Regions from separate parts of the Homo sapiens genome. Here region 2 is linked to region 1. The links are chromatin loops, found by intact Hi-C in ENCODE. Cell type or tissue: heart left ventricle. All regions are shown on one strand. Each heading gives the region's core, and the rest is flanking DNA. Links, peaks and the distances in the headings are about the cores only.

What was found. A loop is a pair of places that touch in the nucleus more often than their neighbours do. Peaks named below come from ENCODE experiments on the same cell type or tissue, not always from the same donor. Only the 100,000 strongest peaks of a DNase experiment are listed, where the experiment ranks them.
Region 2: a loop joins it to region 1, with 1.8 times the contacts of the local background. A loop is called at or near these places in 4 of 110 quality-filtered maps.

What each region holds. Positions count from the first base shown.
Region 1 is chr9:123,863,042-123,868,424 of GRCh38, reverse strand. The region is part of intron 2 of DENND1A (DENN domain containing 1A); the gene reads left to right. Among named protein-coding and RNA genes, the nearest start is that of DENND1A, 64 kb to the left of the region's middle. RefSeq lists enhancers at 4,472-5,013, 5,014-5,383. In heart left ventricle, for the core only: no CTCF peak of the experiment used is centred there; a DNase peak (open chromatin) is centred at 2,964; H3K4me3 peaks cover 202 bases; H3K27ac peaks cover 928 bases.
Region 2 is chr9:123,738,754-123,744,136 of GRCh38, reverse strand. The region is part of intron 5 of DENND1A (DENN domain containing 1A); the gene reads left to right. Among named protein-coding and RNA genes, the nearest start is that of DENND1A, 190 kb to the left of the region's middle. RefSeq lists an enhancer at 4,467-4,516. In heart left ventricle, for the core only: no CTCF peak of the experiment used is centred there; a DNase peak (open chromatin) is centred at 2,036; H3K27ac peaks cover 230 bases.

The DNA of each region.
Region 1 (5,383 bases), core at 193-5,192:
TTTAACTTACTTTTGTTTAAAGCAAGAGTTTATATCTGTGTGGAACTCTGCTACTCAGCAACTGTTATCAAATTGACATAACTGAAAAACAGAAAGTAAAAGTAACTAGACAAAGTAGATTTCTCAGAGTCTATCCATTAAAACTTAAGTTCTTTAATCACAGAAAAGCCCTCAGCTTATGCCCTGAGTGCTTCAGTATGCCGGGAAGATTTCTCTGTGCAATATTGCTCAGCAGTTACTGATCGTGTCAATGACATCAATCATTGCATCAGTCAGGATCCTTTTCACTGGAAGTGACAGAAACCCAGTGAAATCCGACTTGAACAACAAAGGGAATTTACTGGCTCTTAACACTGAGAAGTCCAGTGGTAAAACTGGCTTTAGGTTTTGCTGAATCTAGGTTTTCTACTCATATTTTCAGAAATTTTCCCTATCTCTTGATTCTCTGTCTTCTGTGTTGGGTTCATTTCTGGGCAGGTGCTCCCTATAAAGTGGCAAAGATGGTTATGAATAAATCCAAGCTTATGTTCCATCAGTTTAACACCCAAATAGAAAAAGAGTGTCTTACAGTATCTTGAGCCATAGTCCCAAGGCTGACTCTAGTAGGCCCTGTTTGGATCACGTACCCATTCATGAACCAATAACCATGACTTTTGAGTTGTTGATTGGAGGATAAGGGAGTGTGTTGGGGGAGCAGGGGGAGAACTGGGGGAGCTGTTCAGGACCACCTGGATCCTATAGCCTGAGAATGGGGCAGGGTGGTTCCTCAGAGGAAAATCTGGTGCTATTACTGGAGGAAGGGAGAACGGATGCTGGGCCGCCAAAACAGATGTCTACTGCAGCCATCAAGAAAATGTTTGATTCAAAATATTCTTTCCAAAAAAGCAGTGAGATAATAATGAAGCTTGGAAACATTTATAACTAAAATGATTTAAATCAAGTTTTAATGCTTAAAAATACCGATCTTCAGGTTTCTTGAAAACTGCCATGTAAGACTGATTTCCCCAGGAGTCTACATGCCCGAGGTCTTATTATCACACTTCTAAATCATTAATCACCTATTCTTTGAGTGTTCACTTTAGACTGTGCTAGACTCTGTAGAGAGTGGAACGTTCACCCTATAAAACAGGAACTAGACCTCATGTTTTAAATGCTTAGAAGACTTTTTTTAAAAAAACCTTTAGGAAGTTACATTCTAGCTTTTGAACTTCTGTTGGTATTATTTCACAACACATTTTGCATTTCCTTCTTTATGTTACATTGAAAACATGCAGTCCGCTCAAAGGCTTTCTTTAGAAAAAGAAAGCTTTACTGAAGATATCACTGTGAGCTTGCTTTGCCCAGCAGAAGACTTTAATAAGTTGCTCAATTTAAAGACAGTTTTCTTACCTTTAATATGTTCTTAGACATTAGAATTTTCTGCTATCACGAAGCCTTATTTGAGGAGAAGATAGATGCAGATAAATTGCTGTCTAGATTATAACAATGTCCTTAATTATCTTTGAATAATTTGTAATAAAAACAGTATAATGGCCAGTCTGTAGACTTTGAAATCAAACAGACTTAGGTTCAGATTTCTTTTGCCACTCATTAATTGTTTGACTTTGGGAAAGCTATTTAAACTAAATTCTGGTTTGCCCATTGTTTAAGTGGGACTTCTATCTACTTGGCAGGTTGTTTTGTAAATTAGAGATAATATGTACTAAAATGCTCAGCACAGGAAGTGGTACAAACCAGCATTCTTGTGGTGATGTAATTTAACGTCACCCTTAAATTAAAAACATAAAAACCCTAAACTCCAAACCAAAATCAAACAACACAACTTCCGGAAATTGTGCTATCATTAAGAAATGAAATTTTTGTGATAGAATTTATGTAAATTCCTTTTTGAAGGGATTCAAATATTAGAATGATAGTCATTATTACTATATGAAAGATATGACAACTTGATAAAAAGAACACTGCCTGAACTGACTAATTTTCTTTTTCAGAAAATGTAGAATTAATTCTGAGTTGTTCCCAGAAAAACACACTTTGGGCACATGAATAATTCAACCTATATATTTTTTTCTTCCACTTATGTGTCACAGTTTAACAAGAACCCAGTGATCAATCCTCAGCTACCAGAGTTTTTATTTAAACTGTCTACTTGTGAGAAAGAGCCAGATGCTGAGAAAATAAGCTAGGATTAGAAATGTATTAAAACAACCCATTTCTGGAATATGGTCTAAAGTTTGTGTGTATTTAGCCCAGTTTTCTGTCCTCGCAGTAATGATCCTGATACTCAGAATGATAGAATTGACTTCTTGAACATAAAGCACATTTTCCATTGGTTTGTTAGGTTGTGCTTACCATGAAAGGAAAAGTGACAAAAGTATTTGGGAAAGATTTTATACACAGACCAAAATGAAAAATATTTTCATCATGGCCGTCCAGGAAGTAGAAAATCAGCTAAGTGCTAAGTGGAACATTCATTTCCTCTTTCTAGTATTTTGGTTAACGGAAATACATCCCCCCAAAATGCCCCCAAAATATAGTTAGAGAAATTTGGTTTAGAGGATGGTTTCTAGAGTCAGGTCATGTGGGTCAAAATTCTGGCTCCCCTACTTAGGACATATCCCTGTGTAATTTTGGGCAAATTACTTAATTTCCTTCCTTGTTTTAGTTCCCTATGCTGTAAAATGGGGATAAATGGGGATGATGATAATATCTCATATTATCATCACATTTGAGGATTCAGAAACACAGTATTTAAAGAATTAAGCACAGGGCATGGCACAGAGTTTCTCTCAGTTTGAACTATCATGAAGAAAAACATGAAATTTGTTTTGATCCTTCAAACTGGAAATTGAGGATCATCAGGAGTCTGCCCTGGGGGGACATCCCCTGATCCTGTCCTCCTCATTCTGAGCCTTCTCATTCTGCACACATGGTGGAGGGGCCCTGGGACCAGTCCTAAGGCAGTTCCAGGCCCAGGGCCTTGGGAATGCTGCTTTAGGTTTCTTTCTTACCTCTAACAGCCCCAGCAAGTCCAGTTTAGGCTTTAAAAAAGTTCTTAATCCCTGGGGTGGACCCTGGAACAAGCTGACCTAATTTCTCTTGTTTTTGCTGAATGGAAATTGAGTTGACTTGGGTTTTATTTAGGCTTCGTGGGGCCTGCTGCAGGATCAAAGCTCAGGTCTAGACCCAATTGAAGTTGAGATTTAGATTTAGAGCTGACCACTGCTACATTTTTCACTTCTTGTTTTGAAAGCTTTTTTTTAATTACACAGTTTATTCAGCAATATTTATTATAAATGCGAAAGGTGCTGGGGATGGGTGAGGACATTCCAGCAGAAGGAAGAGCATCTGCAAAGCTATGGAGGGATATTTAATTTTCTTTTTATTAATCAAAAATATGACTCAGGTTCTGATTAGTATGTAGGGACCCTGTACAGTCATGCTCAGTCTAAGAATATCAGCTCCAAGAGGGCAAGGATCATTTACTTGGTTCACTGATGTGTCCCCAGCACCTAGAACAGTGACTGGAATGTAGTAGGCACTCAGTGTGTATTTGTTGGACCAATAAATGAGTTGACACAATTCCAACTGATTGCAGAGAACCTAGATATTTTGATTCATCTCCACAGTTTTATTGTTGATAAATATCTCATTTCCAGTAGGTTGAATGGCTACTCCATTTGCTGTATTGTTTTTTTAATGGAAATTCATGGGTAGGTCTAGGGGGAGGGCATTTATATTAGCGGCAGGAGTTCTGCTGCAGTTTTCTCTCCCGCGATTTTTCTGGAAGATGTTATTCTGCCTTTTCTATGAGCAGACGTGCTTAGGACGAAAAGTTTAAAGGAAGGCGCTCTCACATTCGTCTCCCTGGGCGAGGAATGCCTTTTCCTCCCCATTTACCAAGTGTCCATCAGACTTCCCACAGTACAATGAGGCATTTACCCCGGGCCTCGGCGTCAGCCTGTACTTTTTACATTTTAGGCTTTTTCTGCCACCCCTGGGAAACTGCCCTGTGGTCTGGAATCATGGGAATTTGTGTCACTAAAAGCTGTTTCCCCACCCTCTCCTCTAGCAGAAGCAGTGTGTGTATACAGCAGGAAGAGCTTTGGACTTGGGTTTTAATTATGGCTCTGCAACTAATAGTGATCTGACCTTGGGGAAATTATTCATCTTTTTTTGGTTGAATTTTCTCATTTGCAAATAAAACTTGGATAATGCTTATCTTTTAGAATTGCCATGAGGATTAAATAAAATACTAATCATAAAATAATTAACAGTGCCTGGTTAGTTTTCTTTCTTCTGTCACATCAAATCATTGTTTTCCACTCTTTTAGCTTCTTGGCACAAAAGGACAGCTATATTATTTTTCATAGTGTAGAGGACTATAGAGTCTTTGAAACTCTCGATAATGATTTTCTGTGTGTTTTTTTTTTTTGAGTGAAGCAATATGGAGTTTTGTTAATATATTTTCAATGACATGGAAACAGTCCTTTAAAAAAAAAATCTCATATATTTAATTTAAAACTTTTCCAGACTATGAACCTAAAGTCAGGATCTTCGGATATAGTTCTTGTGCCCATACTCAGCTTCCTATAGAGGACATAGCATGTTTAAGCTTTGGGGAGAGAGAGAAAAATATATGTGTGGTGAAAGAGATATTTTAGCCTGCTTTTGTAACTTTAGCTTTGCTATGCAATGTGCCAAAAGTTATTTCTCCCTAGGGAGTGCCTCTTTCAACAGTTTGCGAAGGCAGCATAAATTCTCACTTGGTGTTCAAGGAAGATGGTAATACAATTTAGTACAACCAAAGTTGTTTTTTTTTTTTTTAACTTGTTAGAAACCAAAATGTGATTGCAGTGGCAAATTTGTCAGCACACTCGAGTTTAACAAGTGTTCGAAGGATTAGTAAAGGAAATGTAGTTTACTCTGCAGCTTTTATGACAAAGAATTTAAAAGGTTTTGCTCTAAGCCCCACCATGTGTTTCTTCCTTTTCTCCAAAACATACCTTTAAGTTGAAAAGAGAGATGAATCTCTTAGGGAGAAACTATTAACTCTGAGGGAGTTTATCATTGTTTGAGAGGAAGCAGAGCATTTACATTTGAATCAACTCTGAGTGTAGCTTGTGCCCTAATCTCATTCCTTCTAGAAGTTGGTGAGGAGTTTAAGTACTTCCTACTTTGTGTTCTGGTCCTCATAGTGCCATCCTAATTTTCCTGGGGATCATACATTTCGTAATTCAAAGTAAGCAAACTGGACACGGTGCCTTGGTTATGCATGGAAATATTTTCTGTAGTTGTCAAAGTTCTCTAAGTAGGGCCATTGGCCAGAATTGTCTCATTGTCATCGCACTTATTACCATGCTAAAAATGCTATAAAAAAGAC
Region 2 (5,383 bases), core at 73-5,072, 120 kb after region 1:
TTATCCTGGCTGTTCTATCAAGCCCAATCCAAATATTCACTGCACAATAATTTACATATTTTTTAGTTTGGAAAAATTATAACCACCTTCATATATCTATCTCATGATTTCAAATATAGAATGCCACAAACGGCAGTACTTTAGCTACCAAAATAGTAACTGATACTCTAATGTGTGTTTCCCCACTAAGTTTGTGAAACGGACTTACGCTCTGAAATCAGAACTGTGTTCAAATTTTGATTCTACCCCTTACTAGATCTAAGGCCAAAACATGTCATGTCACCTTTCTGAGCCTGTTTCCTTAACTGTAAAACAGAAAGTACATCTCATGGTAGCCTTAAAGATTACGAGGTATATATATTTTTAATTTAAATTTAAATTTTTTTATTTTTTATTTTTTTTTTGAGATGCAGTTTCACTTTTGTTGCCCAGGTTGAAGTGCAATTGCGTGGTCTCAGCTCACTGCAACCTCTGCCTTCCAGGTTCAAGTGATTCTCCTGCCTCAGCCTCCCAAGTAGCTGAGCTTACAGGCACCCACGACCATGCTCAGCTAAGTTTTGTAGTTTTAGTAGAGACAGGGTTTCACCATATTGGTCAGGCTGGTCTCAAACCCCTGACCTCAGGTGATGCACCCACCCCAGCCTCCCAAAGTGCTGGGATTACAGGAGTGAGCCACCGCGCCCGGCCTATGTTTTTATTTTTATTATTTATTTATTTATTTATTTATTTATCTTTTGGGACTGAGTCTTACTCCATCGCTCAGGCTGGAGTGCAGTGGCACGATCTCGGCTCACTGCAGCCTCTGCCTCCTGAGTTCAAGTGATTCTCCCACCTCAGCCTCCCAAGTAGCTGGGATTACAGGTGCACGACACCATATCCAGCTAATTTATTTTTAGTAGAGACAGGGTTTTGTCATGTTGGCCAGGCTGACCTTGAACTCCTGACCTCAAGTGATCTGCCTGTCTCAACCTCCCAAAGTGCTGGGATTACAGGTGTGAGCCACCATGCCTCGCTCAGGAGAGATTTTTTTTTAATGGACATACCACGCACAGTGCATAGCACATCTTTGGTACTCAGTCCAAGGCAGTTATTCCCATGTTGTCTGCCAAGACTTAAAAATACCATTAGTTATACACTGCACCATTGATGTAAAAATATTTTTTCAGGGGGAGAAATGACTGTGTTAAATTTTTAGTTTGTTCCCAAAATGCATTTTGATTTCAGAGATGTTAAAGGAGTTCCTCTTAATTGAGAAATGTTAGTATTAATTTCCAAGTGGGATATTTAGCATCTGTCCTATGCATTATCACCATTCTCTACTCACCTAGTTGACCTGTTAATTTTCTCAGAAATTTTTATCTTATTTCTGTAAAATGACTAGGAACCTATTCCCAATGTGTGTCTCAAACCTGCTTTTTATGGCCTCAGGATCTCTGTCATAACCTGTTTTATGCTTTCACAAACTGAGCCCCTGGGGAGCTGTCTGCACTTTTCAGTGTGATCCAGCTGAATTCCTTCCCTTCCCCACTCAAGCCCTTTGATTTGCCAGGTTTTTGTTCGTCTACCCTAAGGATGAACTGAGATTGCTGAGCATGGCCTCTCTTGTGGTGCAAAGTGAGAATTGTTTTTAATTGAGCAGAAACATGTGGAAGGATCAGGAATATCTCAAGGGATTACAGAAAAATTCCAAATTTGTACTACTTACAGCTTGTGTTTAGAACAGGGTCTGCTGGGAATAAATGTTAGTTAGTGTGGCCTGTGACCTTAAAAACTGTTGACATGGACTTCAGCCAGAAACTAGCCACAGACCTCCTTTGTTAAACTCATTCATAGCTCCTTGAAAACTCTAGTCAGTGAAAGTTGCCAGCTCCAATCTAAGCATAGCCTTTTTTTTTTTTTTCCCATGCTTTGGAAACAGAGGACGCCCCTTAACCAGCAGGCCTTCTTTAATAGGACTACATGGCCTAAACGCAATTGGAATTGACAACTTCCTGGCTTGGGTTTGCCAACTGGCAGAGCTGTGAGGCCGAGGGGACAAACAGCGTTGGGGCGCTATGCACTTGTGTTTATGTATGTGCAGAGGAGACTGAACTCTAGAGCATGGTGATACCCTTCGCTCTGAGAGCAACGCTCTGGCCTGAATTGGACACGTCTTTCAAATGTTCTGCTGGAATAGACACATCAGAATTATCCCTCAGTACTTTCTTTTTAAAGGAAAGAAAAGAGAAAATAACTGCCCTTTCTTTTTTGATAGGAATGATCATGGCCTTTCCCCTCTCTGCTCAGAATCCTTGATTTAATCCTCTTTTTGTCAGCGTTGTGCTATGTTGCTCAAATATAAAATGAGAACTTGAAACTCGGATTGGGGAATTATCATTTGTTGAATGACACTCAGCACCCACTCACTCTGGAGCTTTATTTAACAAAGTTTAGTTTCATATCAAGGTGAAGGGATAACCAGGATATCTGTCTATTTTACTCATTGAGGAGACTGAGCAATGAGGAAGTTAAGCAATTTCTTCTCCTTTCCTATCAAAAGAACCCTAAGGAAGGGCCTTAAACAATTATGATGCTGCCTCTGTAAACCAGCATAGTAACTGAGTTAGAAATTAATATTTTCCTTAGTTCTTGTCTTTAATCCAAAAGACTACATTGTCTGAAATACCTGAAATTTTGAAAAATGGATAAATGGATCAGGCTAAAAAGAGGAAGTAGTTATTCTGCTTACAGAGTTTCCTTTGACATTGTTGACATTGATGGTGGGTAGGGAAGCTAGCTTAGTTATGGATTGTCATTCTGAGATATCCGATCATATCCGTTCATATCTCTTTCCACTTTAATCACTTGTAAAATTTTGGTTGTTGGAGTAGAATATTTATTTCCAGGTATGCCGTTGAAATTGTTTTTAACATAAATACTCTAGCAGACTTATCACTTTTAAAAGTTGCTGAGGTTTGGCATGATTTCAGCCAGGCATGTGTGAGGAGAAAAAAGGAATGTCACATTGGCCTAGGAATATGGAAACTTTGAAAGAAGAAATTATATAATTTCCTTGAGAGGGTACAAGAATTTAGATGCCATTGAGAGAACCCTTGAGAGTAGCTGACCCCTAGTAGATTCTACATAAGTACTTATTGAATGAATAAAAGTTGCTGAAATAACTATTTCCTAGTCCTGGTACTTGCCTGTCCATACTCTCTCTCTCTCTCTCTCTCTCTCTCTCTCTCTCTCTCTCTCACTTTCCCTTCCTCAGCATCTTTCTTTACCTTAGAACATTTATTTCTTCCGCAGAAAGTAGGTGATGCCATCATGTTTAATTACCTAACATTCTAAAGCACAGCTTGTAGATTGAGACCTAGATTCAAATTCTGACTTACGAGCCATGTGACAAATCATATAACCTGTCTCATCTGATCCTTGTTTCCCACATCTGTAAAAGAAAGATAATGAGGCCTACTTTGTAAAGTTGTTAACATATGTGTAAATATGTTATATAAGATACCTAATTTAGGAGTTAGCAACAGAGAATTTTTTTTTTCTAAGAAGGAATTTCATATGTTTTTCCACATATGCTTTTTCTCCTGCTCTCTATCAAAGGGAATAATAAGAAAAGGTCTCAAAGACTTTGCTACCTCTACAGATCTCCTTGCTCATTCAGGGAAAGTAGTTACTGGGTAGACCAGCTAAGAGTAATTGAAAGTGTCCCAGACTCTAAATGGGAGATTTATAATAGCCTATGGGAGTTGTTTAATGCTTATCTTCTGTACCTGTGCTCTATACTGAGAGTAGATTAGATAGTTAGAAAATATATTTAGACAGGTTATTAAGAAAACCAGATTTCTATTTTTGCTGCTTTTTTGACAAAAAGATAATCTCAGAACATTAAGCAGCATAGAGAATTGTGGAGAATTATCTGAACTTAAGTTCTGTTTTGCACAGGATTTTTTTTTTATTTCCAACTTTTACGTAGAGGGGCATATGCACAGGACATGCAGGGTTGTTACATAGGTAAACATGTTGCGCAAGATTGCACTGTAAGTGCTCCCCTTCTTAAACACACTTAAAGGTGGTTTTGTAAGAATTAATTCTAAAACTCTCCCCAATGTAAGCTGATACATCCATGTGGTCTTATAACCTCTGTGTACATTATGTGACTCTAACCCTTGGTGTTTTGTGTGAATAGCAAATTATATGAAGCCTTTTTTTTTTTTTTTCTCCTATGTACCAGGGAATTAAGAACACACTCTGGAAAAGGATGAAGAACTCTGGTGTGTAGAAGAGGGAAGAACTTTTTTGTCAGATTTTATTTTACTGGAATATATTCCCTTAAGATTTCATAAGATGAGAGTATGTCATCTTTTTTTCTAAAGATTTTCCCCCTAATGCTACCTCATTTTCTAAACTTTCATTAATAGTTCTTTGCAGCTGAAGCAAATATTTTAGATCTTTCTTGTACTCTCCTCCAGCTGGGAGTGTCTTTCACACATCAAAGGCAGATATGAGCCTCTCATTAAAAGATAGTATGAGTTCATCATCTTAGAAGAGTAGGACCTGAAAACCTGAGATAACTTTCAGCTGCAAGTCATATCTAAGCTGGACTGAGATTTTTCTGTTGGTTACCGCATTTCTTTTCTCAATTCATCACTCCCAGGTGCTCTAAAATCTGACTTTCTCTCTTAGTTTTGTTTATAACTGAAAGTTATCTTTATTCAGAATACAAAGTTAGTTGTAGAGGTTAGGAAAGATAAATATTTTAACACTTATTTTTAATAAGAAAATCAGGACTCTGGAAACTTAGGAAGAAAGCCCGGGGTCTGCTTGTTATTTTCCCTCTCTGTCTTTCTGCACACTTTTTGTGCGAGGCCTTATTAATACCCTCTCACTGCACTGCCTGCTCCAGTGTCTATAAGGTAATTATTTGAAACTCATAAGTCAGCCCTGAAAACTCCACAAATCCTCCTCTTCCTAACTTTTGCTAATGAAAAGCAACCCTGAAATCAGAGTGGTTGAACAGATTTCTTGAGAGTATGGAGAACAATGATTATGTCCTTCAGATTTTATTTTTGAAAAAAAATTCTAGATCCCTATGAAGGCTGGAATGTGACATTCTATCTAAAAGCCACACGAAAGGTTTTTAGCTCCTTTTTTGTGTATATGTACATATGCATGCTTGTGAACAAGTTATTGCAAAATGTTGCAGGTTCCATCGTTTGAGTAATAGCCACATCAAATCCCAATTCTTTTCCATAGTATTTACTTTTCTTACTTTGCTCAATTTCAAGCTCTGTGTTAGTATTTTCTAGCCAAAGGTGAAAGTTGTCCCCAGATAAATATTAGGATGGCCTGCCAGCCAAATCCCAGGCAACCCAGTGAATTACTCTCT